Regions from separate parts of the Homo sapiens genome. Here region 2 is linked to region 1. Evidence: read pairs that join two places in POLR2A ChIA-PET (ENCODE). Cell type or tissue: A673. All regions are shown on one strand.

Region 1 (8,000 bases):
GGCTTATTAGGTCTACTAATAGACATTGTTTTCTTTTTCTTAACTTTCAGTTCTAAGACATTATTAACTATTGAGAGTTTCGTGGGAAAAAATGTAAATGATAGAATATTATAGTTAATTTTGCTAACTATCTTAATATAGGCATATCTTTTTGTTTTTTTCCATAAATTTCCTAAAGACATGGATTTCAGAATTTAAAAAAGAGAAAGAGATAAGGAAAGAAAGGAAAGAAAAGGGAAAGAAATTAGAAGAAATAGAGCCATGTCCTTTATTGTACAGGAAATGATTCTTATTTCTCAGTATTTTTTGTATTTCTTTAATTGACATATGTATAGTTGTATTCTTTTGTATTTGTTTTTCAGTATTTTTAAAAATTTATATTTGAACTCTGAACATTTACTTTCATTATTCTTCATCCTCTTAACCAATTTAAAGTCTTACCTTTTCCAAAAACAAGCAGTTTTATAGTTGAAAGTTTGAAATTATGACTGAGTCCATTGTTTAAATGTATATTTGTGTATTCTCCACATTCTCAATGCTGTCTCCACTCCTAATGGATTTGTATGAATCATTTCTATTGCTGCCACCCCTTAAAGGAACCCATACATGCAGTCTGCCTTCAAACCTAGAAACCACTTTATCAGCCTAGACATAACATGCTTGGACAAAGTACATATCATTTCTGTTCTTAAGGAGCTTATATACTTGTGGTCCTAAGTGTTATGGAAAGGAACAAAGCAAAAGAAAAGGAAAAGGAGGTATTGGAGAGTGGGAGGCCTTTCTAAGGAGGCGATAAAGGAAAATTTGTGAGAAGAACAATTAGGAAAAAGGAACAACAACCATTGCACAGGTTGTAAGTCAGAAGCGTAGTCAGAGTATATACTGATAGATTCGCAAGGATAACAGAAAGCGGTAAGCAAGAGGAAGAATGGTAGGAAATAAAGTCATATCATGTAAGGCCTTATAAGCCATGGTTAAGATTTTAAGCAAACCAATGTTAGAACATTTGCTTATTTAAGTGGGTATTGTTTTAAAGAAAAGATACTGCATATAGCAAGTACATTTCTTCTGAAATTATTGTGAAAATTTTTAATAAAAAGCACCATTGTCAGGTTTTTCAACTTGTACTGAGGATAAAATGGCTTGTACAAATTATTGTTGTATATTTCTTACATGATTGCAAGTATACATATATGTGGTCCAACTGAAATAACATTTGAAAATTGGTTTTGAAATTTATTTGACAGAGAGAAGCCCATCTGGAAGTGCCTTTGGAAGTCAAGAAAATTTGAGGTGGAGGAAAGATATGACTCACTGGCGTCAAAACACAGAGAAGCTTGACAAGTAATACAGCTTTCTATTTTATGTTACTGATGGGTGTGTTGAATTTTAAAATGTAAGAGGAAAATGATAACTTTTACTTTATATTTACATTTAGTATTTACACTTAATAAATATATTAAGTCTTAGAGAACAAAATATTTAATTTAAAAATTTTAGATTTAAAAAGATTTGGAGGAAGAACTTCTCGTGGTATAGTAAGGCAAAATATTATATTTTAAACTCCATTTTCTTTAAAACATCCTCTTGGAAAATGCATTCAGCAACTATTTTTTGAACATATTTTAGGTGTCACATTGAACTAATATTTCAAATATTACAAAGAATCAGAAACCTGACATTTGTCGTTATGGAGCTTATAATATAATTCAAGAAAGACAAAACAATACAGGTCTTCTGTTTCTAGCATAAAGGCAGACTTGATACATTGACTGATCCTACTGCCATAAACACCTACAATACACTTACATGAATCTTCTTACTGCCCAAGTGGCTGCAGGTAAACTTTTCTGGCTTGAGATTTGGCACTGAGTCAAGGGGCTAAAATTTTTTTCTTGAGAATTTCTAATTATAAGTTAGCCCGCAAGTAGCTTCACTGGCCCATAAAACTTTGAGAATGGAGTGACCAACTCATTTCAGGTTTGCCTAGCACTCTCCCAGTTATAGCACTGATTGTCCCACATCCCAGGGAGCCCTTTAGTCCTGTCCTAAGGCAAACCAAGATGATTGATTACCCTATCTGAGAACCATCATCAGCCCAAGCCTCAGAAGATTCTCACAAATAAACTTTCACAATATTTTCTCACAGACAGTAAAATCATAAAACAGAGGAAACAAGTGAGAGCCAGCAGAGAAACAAGTTTCAGTACCATATGTATGAGAGCTTGAAATAATCAGATATTGAATGTAATATAAATATATTAAAATTCTTAACCTTGGAATGTGTGCTTTCCTTTCTTTTTCTCCGTCTGTCCAAATCTATTTCTCTGATGGTTTTTCTACATGTGTTATTTTTTAGAAATCACAGAGTAGCCAGGTACTGTACTATCAGTATAGTAGTGCTTTATTTCTGCATTTGTAGAATGTGTTCTCTTGGCTTATCTTGCTGTGTTTTGAGGGAGACTTTTTTGGTGTTCTCCTGATTCTTTTTGTTTAAACCATCTTATGTTTCTTTATAAAATGTCACTGGAAATTTTAAGTTTGAACATTAAATATTTTATTTTCCAGTTTAATTTTGATAATTGTATTCTTTTTTTTTTTTTTTTTTGAGACAAGATCTCACTCTGTCACTCAGGCCAAAGTGCAGTGGCACAATCATGACTCACTGCAGCCTTGACCTCCTGGGCTTAGGTGAGCCTCCCACCTCAGCCTCCCAAGTAGCTGGGATTATAGCTGTGCACCACCACGCCCAAATAATTTTTGTAGAGACAGGGTTTTGCCATGTTGTGCAGGCTGGTCTCTTAACTCCTGGTCTCAAGGATCCCCTACCTCAGCCTTTCAAAGTGCTTTTATTCTTAAATTGAATTTGTAAACTGTAAATTAATGAAGTATTCTCTTTAGTGGTAATAATAAAGACTCACAGACTTACAGATCTAAAAACTTAGAAAAGTTAGTGTTTAATATGGCCTTGTACTTTATGTGTTATTTTGTCTACTTTGGTGTAATATATAGTATCTGTATATCTATTATTGCTAAAACAAAAATCTCAACTATATTCATAAATCATGTGTAATTATTCTTACATTTTTATTTGCATTAAATGATACTTTTACAAATATTAGTATTTAAGTAAACCACTTTATTGCATCAAACTGTTTTGTTCTTTTTTCTTTATTATTTTTCTAGCTTTATTGAGTTATAATTGACAAAATTGTATATATTTACAGAATATAACATGATCTTTTAATATATGTGTACAATTGTGAAATGATTACCACAGGCAAGCTAACTAGCATATTCGTCACCTCACATCCTTTTTTCCCCAAATTTGTTGTGTTTCCAATGAGTAATTCCATCTAGTCTCACTGAAGAGTTAAATTATCATCTGAGCATATTTATATAAAAAAAATTGGGGGAAAATTAGATGAAACCTTAGACAAATTAAGTACATTTATCCTGAATACAGACATTGGAAATATTTGAAATAGTAAGATGAATACTAAATATTTGAATGTTGTTTTCCATGAAGCAGTCCTAAATACAAGCCCACATAGCACCACCTAGTGTCAGTGTCACTTAGAATAAAACTGTCTGCTGCATGTTTGAAAGCTAAAACATAAACATTTATGCTTTTAGTGGCATTACACTTCTGTAATGGGGTGAGAAAGTGTGTATTGTTGTGGTTAACAAAAAAGCTGCATAAATGTGTAAACTACTGCCTTTTTTCTTATTCTCTTGTAATTTTTTATCAGGCAAATATTGAAAATGGTTTGAAATTTTTTATTTCTATGCATCCTTAAGTCTTTTCAGAATTGTAGTTTTCAAAAAGATAAATATAATTTCTTACAATATTTTGTATTAGATCAAGAGCAGAGATTGAACACGAAGCACTGATTGATGGAAACCTGGCTACAGAAGCAAACCTAATCATTTTAGATACATTAGAGATTGTTGTTCAGGTAAGAATGCAAAGAAGAGAAATTTAAAATACGGATTTGGTAAATTGAGGTTGGAGGGAAAAGTGTTTACTGTGAGCCATAAAATTACATTTTATTAAATATTGGTAGTTCCTAAAAGTTTCGTTCCAAGCATTCTGAGATTCTCTGTAATTATAAATTCCCATAGCTTCAACTGTTTCTTCATGGAGGATGATTATGAAATCTTTATCTCCTTGTCTTTCCCCTTGATGGCCTAGTCTTGCATTTCCAAATATCCTCTGAGTATTTATAGGTGGAAGTTCTGCCATCAGGTGAGATTCAACATGCATGTATAGCTATAGCTACATATAGATAAACTGGGTTTATGCAGTATCCTCTGTATACCACAGCAATGTTTCAGGCTTTTTATCTATAATCATTGTGTTGGGTCCTAACAGTTGCCCTCTGGGCAGTATTCTGTAGTAACAATGTGATAGCTGACATTTATTTAGTTTTTTCTGTGTTAAACATTGTCCTAAGCACTTTACAAATATTAACTCATTTGATCCTTCTAAGAAACTCATGACATTGAAACTGTCAGTATCCTCATCTTGTAGATGAGAACACTTAGGCACAAAGATGTTAAATAACTGCCCATAATGACGCAGCTAGTATGTAGAAGAGCCAGGATTCAAATCAGTTAGCAAGATCTTTCAGATGTTTTAGTAAATATATCTCTCACCTATTCCTTCCATTCCTTTTCTACTACCACTACTCTGCCAGGTTCATATTTCCACGCTATTACAATGGCCACCTACTTCATAACTCACTCTGTATTCTTCCCACCATCCATTCTGTACATTGTTGTGAGAATTTTCCTTTAAAAGTATTTTATGGCTGGGCACGGTGGCTCATGCCTGTAATCCCAGCAATTTGGGAAGCTGAGGTGGGTGGATCACTTCAAGTCAGGAGTTCAAGACCAGCCTAGTCAACATGGCAAAACCCTGACTCTACTCTATTTTATTTATTTATTTATTTATTTATTTATTTATTTTTGAGGTGGAGTTTCGCTCTTGTTGCCCAGGCTGGAGTGCAGTGGCGCAATCTCAGCTCACCACAACCTCCGCCTCCCGGGTTCAAGTGATTCTCCTGCCTCAGCCTCCCAAGTAGCTGGGATTACAGGCATGCGCCACCACGCCCAGCTGATTGTGTATTTTTAGTAGAGACAGGGTTTCTCCACGTTGGTTAGGCTGGTCTCGAACTCCTGACCTCAGGTGATCCACCCACCTCAGCCTCCCAAAGTGTGGGGATTACAGGCGTGAGCCACTGCACCCAGCCAACCCTGACTCTACTAAAAATAAAAAAATTAGCTGGGTGTGGTGGCGCACACCTGTAATCCTAGCTACTCAGGAGGCTGAGGCACAAGAATTGCTTGAAGCCAGGAGGCGGAGGTTGCAGTGAGCCAAGATCAAGCCACTGCACTTCAGCCTGGGTGACAGAGTGAGACTCCATCTCAAAAACAAAAAAAAAAAGATTTTATCAGTCATTATCCTGACTAAAGTTTTAAAAATAGAAAAAATTTAATAAGTCCAAGATAACTGATCCCAAGATGGTTGCTTGAGCTGCGGCCATCATGTCTGTATTTCATTCAGTGAAAAGAAACAGCAGGGACAGAGTACATTTCTTTTTTTAAGGGCATGACTCAGAAGATGTAACTTCTCTTTTGTTCACCTCTCTCTGTAGCCGGATTCAAAGTCTTCAGCTAAAATTCAGGATTTCAATTATTAAAGAAGAAAAGAATGGTTATTTGTGTACCACCAACATTTTTTGCTCTAGGCACCACTCAATTTTTCAGCCTTATCTCTAGTTATTTTCTACATGAACCTCAAGTCAATTCAAATTTACTTACTAATTTTCCTAAAACACACCTTATGATTTCTTGCCATTGTATCTTACTCCTGTTTTTTCTCATTTAAATTATATTTATTCTTTTTCCCCCTTTTCTTATTCAAATCCTGCTTAGCTCCTTCTTGAAGCCATCCTAGATCTTATGTTATCATTTTTTTATCTTTTAAAACTTTACTTATACATACAGGGAGGCCTTTATTTATACATAGGGAGGCCTGTAACATCCATAACTAAATTGCAAGTACATCTCTATTTTATTTGTTTATTTTTAAATTGCAGACCGTTTCTGTAACGGAATCCAAAGAGAGCATTCTTGGTGGAGTGCTAAAAGTGCTACTACACAGCATGGCCTGTAACCAAAGTGCAGTTTATCTACAACACTGTTTTGCTACACAGAGAGCCTTGGTTTCAAAGGTAGGTTATTTTGTACCTGCAGTGTTGTCAGACTTTGTTTTTTTTATTAACATTGTCTAAGATCATTTGACACATTCATTGGTTAATATATGTAGTAATATATTAATGAATATGTGTAGTTAAAATTTAAATAATAACCTAAGACCCTTAATTCTTCTTTGCCTCTCTACTGCTGCCTGCCTTTTAGAATTTTTCATTTATTCGAATCACCTTTAACCAGTTCTGGTTTGAAAAACAGTAACTTGGATGTGGAGAAGGGCCTGAAATTAATAGCCAATCTTAAATATGGGGCTTCTCTTGTTTTCTCTTCACTTGGTTCTGTTTTTATAAAAAACTCAATTTATAAAGAATTCAATATATAAGCAATTCAACCCACTGAAATTATTTTATGATGAATGGAAAAGAAGGTATGTGTTTGTTCAACTGCTTTAAATGTTTACTTCTTATATTTGTTTTCCCTTAGAAATATGTATATTCTTAAATTTTGAAGGTAGCTATTTCATTTTAATCATCCTAGAGGATGGAATGCAGAGATGTTGATGAAAATAACTTACGTATTATTTTGTAATAAATATAGAATTCATATATGTTGATTACTAAGTGTTTTATGCACATTCTGATAGAAGCTTCACAACAATCCCTTGTAGATATATTATTAGGCCTATTTTGTGGATGAGAAAACTTGTCCAAGGTCCCACTACTAGTTAGTAAGTGGAATAATGAGCATTCGAACCCAGTTTGACTCTGTGTCTCACACTATTAACCATTAGCTAATATTGTCCTAACCATTCTTTTAATTTCTGGGCTATACTAACAAGTCTCCAGTTCAGGTTATATTAACATATCTCAGAAACTTTTACTGTAAAAATTCAGTGGTGGTTTGTTTTGTTGTTTTACAGTTTCCTGAACTCTTATTTGAAGAAGAGACAGAGCAGTGTGCTGATTTATGCCTCAGGCTTCTCCGACACTGTAGCAGTAGCATCGGTACAATACGGTCACACGCCAGTGCCTCCCTTTACCTACTAATGAGGCAAAACTTTGAGATTGGGAATGTAAGTATTTTATCATGAAAATTCTCTGTATTCATAATGAAATATAACTTCTGCTGATAGTTATTAAATCAGTTTTTGGGAGAGCATGGAGTTTTTTGTATATTTTTAGTCTAATCATAGGCTATCTTGATATTTCTCATTCTGTGTATATCTTACAAAAATCCAAATCTCCAATTGTGTGCATATCATGTGTACGTATGTATGTATGTATGTATATTAATACAGACTTAGAATATAAATGTACATTGAGCAGTTTTAAATTTTAATTGTCCCTAAGTAAAAAGAAATACAAGTTTAAGTATCTTGGCTTGATATTTTACAATTACATGTCACAGCCTTTGAAGAATTCCATTTTTTCATTTGTCTTTTATTATATGTTATATTCATGTGTTATATTTTTCCTTTTTGAGTCAAATATTTAGTTCATTTATTTTTGCTTATGTAAGTATTTAAGGCCTTGAATTTTCCTTTAAGTGCTATTTTTGGCGTCTCCTTGGTTCTGATATTTAGTAATGTTGTCATTTCAGTTTGTGTTTTCTTTTTAACCCAAAGAGTTGACTAGCCTTATTTTTTTTTTTTTTTTGAGACGGAGTCTCACTCAGTCGCCCAGGCTGGAGTGCAGTGGCGTGATCTTGGCTCACTGCAAGCTCCGCCTCCTGGGTTCACGCCATTCTCCTGCCTCAGCCTCCCAAGTAGCTGGGATTACAGG
Region 2 (8,000 bases), 220 kb before region 1:
TTTCATTATAAGCTTCATAGAATTATGTAACTTTAAAAACTCTGTACAAATATAAACTATTGTTTTAAATAAAAGAGGAAGAAACATTCAACATTTTTTTTCAAGCAATCTTTTGAAAATAAAAGGAATGCTGTGAGGAAACTGAGGGGTGTGAAAGAAAGCCTCAGCCTTAATGGGTATGTAAGACTAGAGAGCGTTAATTGCTATTCCTGTTACAAATATAATCACACGCATAAGTATTATAAAGCCAAACTATAGGGAATTGTGGACAATTATAATAGGGAAATTCAGTCTCATCTGGGGTTTGTGGAGGCTTTCCATACAGAAGCTTACAGTTTAGCTTTAGCCAAAGAGAAGCCGATAAGCAGATCATTTTAACACAAAGGTGGTAGGTAGGAATGATATGCTAAGAATGTGTAGGAGGGGCATTAAGCCCAGCTCGGATGGATGTGGTGTGGAAGGGTTTAGTGAAGGATGTAGAACAATAATCAATTGTTTCAGAAGGGTTTTGAACCTTGGCATGCATAGGTTGAAAGTTTAGAGGCAGGCTGGGCGCAGTGGCTTACACCTGTAATCCCAGCACTTTGGGAGCCCAAGGCGGGCAGATCACAAGGTTAGGAGATGGAGGCCATCCTGGCTAACACGGTGAAACCCCATTTCTACTAAAAATACAAAAAATTAGCTGGGCGTGATGGCATGCGCCTGTGATCCCAGCTACTGGGGAGGCTGAGGCAGGAGAATCGCTTGAACCTGGGAGGCAGAGGTTGCAGTGAGCCGAGATCGTGCCACTGCACTCCAGCCTAGGTGACAGAGCGAGACTCTGTCTCAAAAAAAAAAAAAGAAAGTTTAGAGGCAAATGTTTTTTGACAGCCGGAATAATACCTGGTTTTGTTTTATTTAATTTATTTATTTATAAATAAATATATGGAACACCATTATATAATATTTCTGTGATACAGACACGATAGATGTAAAGAACCTCAAGAAGATAGATAATAGTAGGATTCACTACAATAATTAGGAAGTGATAAGTTTTGAGTATTGTCTGTTTTTAATATAATTTATTTCATTATGTTATAATAAATATTCTGTTTATTTAATTTTTAATAATGGTTAACCACTGTCTCATAAAATTCCTGAATATAAGCCATCTATTCTTATGAGCCAGTATGAGCTGGCTCCAGCACTGTTGGAAATGTTATAATATCTTGAAATATTAATATTTGTGCTTTTTCTCCTCTGTACTTTTAAGGTAGGAGGCGGGACTTGATTCTAGGGGTGGGACTTGGATACTGGACTAGACTGAGGACTAGCCAAGACACTTTTTCACACTTTCTCCCTGGTGTTGCCAAGGAGAAAGCAGTTTTCAATCAGACCCACCCACCAGTGTGCCATGTCAATTTACCGTTGCCATGGCAACACCAGGGTTGTTATCACCCCTTTCCATGGTACCTAACCATTCAACAGTTACTACCCCTTTTCTGCATAAACTGCCCCTTAATCTGCATACAATTAAAAGTGGGTATAAATATGACTGCAAAACTACCCCGAGCTGCTACTCTAAGCCCTGTTCTGCGGGAGCAGTCACCGAGCTGTAACACTGACTGTTCAACAAAGCTGTTTTCTTCTTTCTCTGGATTACCCTTGAATTCTTTTCTGGGCAAGGCCAAGAACCCTCTCTGGCTAAGCTCCACTTTGGTGCTTGCCTGTCCTACATCACTTTCTTGCACTTGATCTTTTGCCTGTAACTCAGAGGTATCTATGCTGCCTTGAGAAGTATGACTGTTATAGTAGGAATGAAAATGGCAAGAAATAAAGGACCTTATTATGCATGGTAGATTAAAAATGTGCCTTCACCACTGGTTCTTCCTGAAATCCCAGTAATGTGACCTCAAAAAAGGTATAAGCCAAAAATGACCAACAGAAAGGGAGAGGAGACAACATAACAAAATTTGAAGAATGGAAGCAGGGGAATAAGTGAGAACAAATATTCCCATCTAGAGAAAATTCAGATCTAAACTTGAAGAGGAGGAGGGTAATAACAAGCTGATTCATGCTGTGAATCACCCCAAAAGCTCAGGAATGGGGGGAATTAGAAAATAAAATTGGAGGAAATCTCTGAGAAAGTAGAGCCAAAATATAAAAATGAAAATGAAAGCCGGGCACAGTGGCTCACGCTTGTAATCCCAGTACTTTGGGAGGCCGAGGCAGGTGGATCACCTGAGGTCAGGAGTTTGAGACCAGCCTGGCTAGCACGGTGAAACCGTGTCTCTACCAAAAATACAAAAATAAGCCGGGAGAGGTGGCGCGTGCCTGTAATCCCAGCTACTCAGGAGGCTGAGGCATGAGAATAGCTTGAACCTGGGAGGCAGAGGTTGTAGTGAGCCGAGATTGCGCCACTGCACTCTAGTCTGGGTGACAGAATGAGACTTTGTCTCAAAAAAAAAAAGAAAAGAAAAGAAAAGAAAATGAAAAAGAGACAGAAAATAGAAAAGATAAGAAAAATACTTACTTCAGCATCTAAATAATAAGAATTTCAGAAAGAAAGAATAGAGAAAACAGAGGGGAGGTGATAATCAAATGCAGGAAAATTTTCCACAACTGTATTGACTTTCTAGAGTAAAACAGCATGCTGTGCTCAGCATAATAGACTTTAAAATACCCACACCAGAGCAAAAGATGGGAAATGTTATTTACTAGGGACAAAAAAAGTTCCTAAACATTTCCAAAAAGAAAAAAAAAGAGGCCACAAACAGATAGAAAAGAATGGCCGTGTGCGGTGGCTCACGCCTGTAATGTCAGCACTTTGGGAGGCCGAGGTGGGCGGATCACGAGGTCAGGAGTTCGAGACCAGCCTGGCCAACATGGTGAAACTCCGTCTCTACTAAAAATACAAAAATTAGCTGGGCCTGGTGGCGGGCACCTGTAATCCCAGCTACTCAGGAGGCTGAGGCAGGAGAATCACTTGAACCCGTGAGGCGGAGGTTGCAGTGAACCAAGATCATGCCACTGCCCTCCAGCCTGGGCGACAGAGTGAGACTCTGTTTCAAAAAAAAAAAAAAAAAAAAGAAAAGAAAGAAAAAGAAAAGAATTGGATTTTCTTTCTTTTTTTTTTTTCTTTTTGGAGAGCTGGTTGTTGTTAAACATTTATCAGTGCAACACTGTCTATAATCTTCTCTATATTATAAAGTCCACGAGGGCAGTAACTTTTTCTGTTTGATTCCTCAAGACTCACAGTTTTATTACCTAGTAGGCACTCTATAAACATTTACTGAGCAAGTGAATGAAAGCTCAGGAATTTTGCCTTCTTCGTTTTTATATCTGATAACAAGCACAGTCCTGATACAGATGAAGCCCTGAAAAAAAAAGTTTGCTGACCTGAACTGAACTTGTAGCAGAGCCTCCTAATGCTGAAAACAATCCCATGGCAATGCAACACACATCCAAGAAAAAGAGTGAGAGGGTTTATTTCTTGAGGCACAATGCTCATTTTCATGGTTGCTTTGTAAGTTAAGTCACTTGTTGCAGTAAGCCCAGGGGGAAAGCCAGATCTCCTTCTTCCTAAAACAGTACCCTATTCATTAGATTTTCTATTTGTCAGAGGCACCAACATTTTCTGACACTAATGTTGGACAGGGGAGCTGGTTACTTGCTTTGTGGCTACAAGATTTTTACTTAAGATAAATGACAGTAAACCAGAGTTGGGAAAAATCAGATAAAGAAGAACCAATGTCTACCATTTAATGAGCACACATTATGCTCATTATAAAACCCGGATTTAAATCCAGTAGCTTTTTCAACAACTGTATAAAGAAGGAATTATCCTAACATTACAAATGAAGATACCAAGGTTTAGAAAGTTTTGTGAATTTGCCTAAAGCATACAACTGATCATTAGCAATAGTGGGACTCAAAAGTTGTCTTAAAACAAACCCCAGTATATTTTGAAATAAAAGGAAATAACACAACCTATTTTGCTGAGAGATAGGGAGGGATCCTGACTCCTACTTGCTGAACAAATTCCCATTGCACAAAACAAGGAGGTTTACAAAACCTTCTTCTTAGGTCACTGAAATCTTCCAAGCAACTAGATTGGAATTAAACTTGGCAAAGATTACTAAATGCCACCAGTGTTAGACAATTGAGAGTTTCTGCAGAACAGAATTCAAGAAAAATGAAACCAAAATTTTGGAAAGCACCTAAAGTGAGAGTCACGTAGGATTCAAAAATCTAAGAAAAGCTTCCTGGCATTTGTGCTGCCCCAGCTGGAGCTGATAGAATTGTTTCTATTCTTTCCTGTATGTTGGAGGAGGAAGTAGTTGGGTTGTCTTTCTTGGCTGTTGAGTGGGAGGAATAATACAGCATTATCAGAGAAAATGGCAAAAGAAAAAAAAGGGGGAATTTTTTTTTGTTAACTGCTGTAAAAATAAATTCGTATCTCTGTGGTGGAAGAACTTGGATTTGGTTTAGTAGGTAATTTGGAATGTTGTCCAGTGCATTTCAATGGGAAAAAATAAAAGAACCTCAGAAAGCTAACAGCCAAGACTGCAGTGGTAGATTTTTTTTTTAAAGCTTGTAAGCCAGGCATGGTGGCTCACGCCTGTAATCCCAGAACTATGGGAGGCTGAGGCAGGTGGATCACTTGAGGTCAGGAGTTCAAGATCAGCCTGGCCAACATGGCAAAACCTGTCTCTACTTATTCCCAGGTATTCAGGAGGCTGAGGCAGGAGAATCACTTGAACCCGGGAGGCGGAGGTTGCAGTGAGCAGAGATTGCACCATTGCACTTCAGCGTGTGCAACAAGAGAGAGACTCCATCTCAAAAAAAAAAAAAAAAAAAAAACAAGGAAAGAAAAGTCTCCTGTAGCACTTAGAGCTATGAGGAGTCCTGCATTTCTTGAGGAAATGAAATCTTTCACTGTAATGAACACTTTGTGATTGAACATGTGTTTTCATTTTGCCCTGGTTGACTGTGTGGCAAATTAAATGACTTCTAGTTGCTATAGAATCATCCCAAAAATAAGAGAGCATTTTTCCTCCCTTTCGCAGGATAGAATAGCTTAGTACTTGGTGTTCTGTTTGTTAAGGTCTAGGATTCCTTAGTTAAGAGAATGTTGCTTTTGAAATCTAGGGTCTTGGAGACTTGCTGGACTGACGTTAAGACAGAAGAAGCTGGAGCAGAGAAAGATTTCCAGAGTAGGAAGACGGGCAGTGGTAGCTCCTCCAGCTGTGGGGATCTATACTCTGCTTCCTCATGGTGGCCTGGAAATAGCAGGAATTTTGATAGGCATGGCTTTGTGTGTACCTGGGGACTGAGCACTAAGCTTCCAGCCTTCCCTCTGGAATGAAGGTCTCCATGGCCAAGTCTGGCACAGAGGGAGTAGCTGTTGTCTTCAATAGAGGCAGCCACCTTTGAATAGACTATATAGATTTGGACAATGTGTGTTTTACCAGCAAATCAGTGGATTCAGGACTCAGTATACACTCTTCCCCACATCGGTTTTCCTGAATGATGTAAGCCTTAGAGCATTCTAAAAATAACTGATTAAATTATCCACTCTAATGGACTCGGGGGATTTAATTTAATCTAGAAAATAATGAAATGTGATATTTCCTACACTTAAGTTGTATTAGTTATCTATTGCTGTGTAACAATATTACCACAAACTGAGGGGTTTAAAATGTAAGTCATTTATTAAAGGCTTAAAACATTATTCATTTATTATCTCATATAGTAAATCTGAATCATAACAGCTCAGCCTGGCTAAATTATTGATTTCAGCCTCGTGAAGCCCTAAGCAGAGAGCTCAACCAAGCCCACCTAGATTTCTTCTTTTTTTTCTTCTTCTTCTTCTTTTTTTTTTTTTTTTGACAAAGTCTCACACTGTCACCCAGGCTGGATTGCAGTGGCATGATCAGGGCTCTCTGCAGCCTCAACCTCCTGTCTCAAGTGATCCTCGTGTCTCAGCCCCTTGAGTAGCTGGGACCACAGGCATGTGTCACTATGCCCAGCTAATTTTTTTGTGTGTGTTTTTAGTAGAGACAGGGTCTCACTGTGTTGCTCAGACTGATCTCGAACTCCTGAGCTCAAGCAATCCTGTCTTGGTCTCCCAGAGTGCTGGGATTACAGGCATGAGCCACCAGGTCCAGCCACTAGATTTATTCTTTTTTTTTTCTTTTTTTGAGACAGGGTCTTGCTCTGTTGTCCAGGCCAGAATACAGTGGTATGACCATGGCTCACTGCAGCCTCAACCTCCTGGGCTCAAGTGATTGTCCCACCTCAGCCTCTGAAGTAACTGGGACTACAGGCGTGTACCACCAGGCCAGGCTAATTAAGAAAAAAAATTTTTTTTGTGGAGTTGGGGTTGCACCATGTTGCCCAGGCTGGGTTCAAACTCCTGGGCTTAAGCGATCCTCCCACCTTGGCCTTCCAAATTGTTGAGATTAAAGCATGAGCCACCACACTCATTCCCACCTAGACTTCTGACTTATAGAACTGTGAGCTAGTAAGAGGATGTTCAATTTGTTATAATTTGTTATGCAGAAGTAGAAAATAATTACAATGCAGCTTTCTCTCTTGCTCACTATGTTTTACCACACAGGTCTCATTTCTCTTTTTCAAATATGTGAAGAGTCTTTCTGCCTTAGATCTTTGCACTTAGGTCTTCCTCTTCCTGAAATACTCTAATAATGACTGGCTCTTTCTCATTCTTTCAGTGTCAGCTTAAATATCACAGCCTCAGGAAGTCCTTCACTGACTACCCTGTCTTAAATACCACTCTCCCAACTTATCATCATATCTTCCAATTTATTTTCTTCATAGTATTAGTATATAGCTCTTATGCAATTACTATGTGGTGTACACAGTTCTAAGCAGTTTACATGGATGCATTCATTTAATCCTCATAATAATCCCATGAGGTTATAAATTAGATGCTATTAATATGCCCATTTACAAATGGGGAAACCGAGGTACAGAGATTGAGTCACTTGCAAAGATCACACAGCTAGTAAATAGCATAACCGAGATTTGAACCCAGGCAGTCTAATTCGCGTGCACACACTGAAAACTATATATCCTCTACAGTATTTATCACAATCTAAAATCATCTTTTTATTTACTTATTTATTGTCTTTCTCTCCCTCCATACTCCTAACATACAAGCTTCTGGAAGGTAGGGATCTTATTTGTCCTTTTATGTAGTAGCTGCTCAGCAAATATTTTGGAATGAATGATTCTTCCCATTTTTCAGACGACAAAAGTGATACCAGAGAAATTAAGTAGCTTGTCTAAAGTCACACAGTTAGTATGTGGTAAAACCAGGATTTGTACCCGGGTCTGTCTAATCTCAAACCTGTGCCCTTAGCTTCTATTGCCTTCTTCATTAAAAATAACAGTAATAGTAATAATTACATGCCAATTTTTTTTTTTTTTTTTTGAGATGGAGTCTCACTCTGTCGCCCAGGCTGGAGTACAGTGGCGTGATCTTTGCTCACTGCCAGCTCCGCCTCCCAGGTTCATGCCATTCTCCTGCCTCAGCCTCCCAAGTAGCTGGGACTACAGGCGCCCGCCACCATGCCTGGCTATTTTTTTGTATTTTTAGTATTTGTATTTTTTTTTGTATTTGTATTTTTGTATTTTGTATTTTTGTATTTTGTATTTTAGCATTAGCCAGGATGGTCTCGATCTCCTGACTTCGTGATCTGCCGACCTTGGCCTCCCAAAGTGCTGAGATTACAGGCATGAGCCACCACGCCCGGCCGCCAATTTCTTAATATGTGACATTGCCCATAGTATGAATACAGTTTTTTCAATGAGCAAAATGAGTTATCCAAAATGGTTTCTTGGAAAATATTGTGACTTTGGGGAAGGAAGCTCATCCTTGCTGTCCTATCACTTCATTTTGTGTTTTTCTGTTTTTCCTCCAGGGGCCTTTTCTGTCACTTCCTTTGAGGCATTTTCTGGGTCAGGGAAATCTTTCTAGTGCCCTTCAACTGTCT

What was found. ChIA-PET counts read pairs that join two places held together with the same protein. Peaks named below come from ENCODE experiments on the same cell type or tissue, not always from the same donor. Only the 100,000 strongest peaks of a DNase experiment are listed, where the experiment ranks them.
Region 2: POLR2A ChIA-PET joins it to region 1 with 6 read pairs; 3 of 35 experiments call an interaction of 5 or more read pairs at or near these places.

What each region holds. Positions count from the first base shown.
Region 1 is chr1:62,503,921-62,511,920 of GRCh38, reverse strand. It overlaps DOCK7 (dedicator of cytokinesis 7), which reads left to right. Exons shown (of 50, transcript NM_001367561.1): 34 at 1,248-1,344; 35 at 3,863-3,959; 36 at 6,105-6,239; 37 at 7,139-7,291. Among named protein-coding and RNA genes, the nearest start is that of USP1, 71 kb to the right of the region's middle. In A673, CTCF peaks have their summits at 3,367 and 3,566 (motif pointing left); a DNase peak (open chromatin) is centred at 3,540.
Region 2 is chr1:62,721,621-62,729,620 of GRCh38, reverse strand. No RefSeq gene overlaps it. Among named protein-coding and RNA genes, the nearest start is that of DOCK7-DT, 37 kb to the right of the region's middle. In A673, no CTCF peak of the experiment used is centred here; a DNase peak (open chromatin) is centred at 4,260; H3K4me3 peaks cover 634 bases; H3K27ac peaks cover 2,684 bases.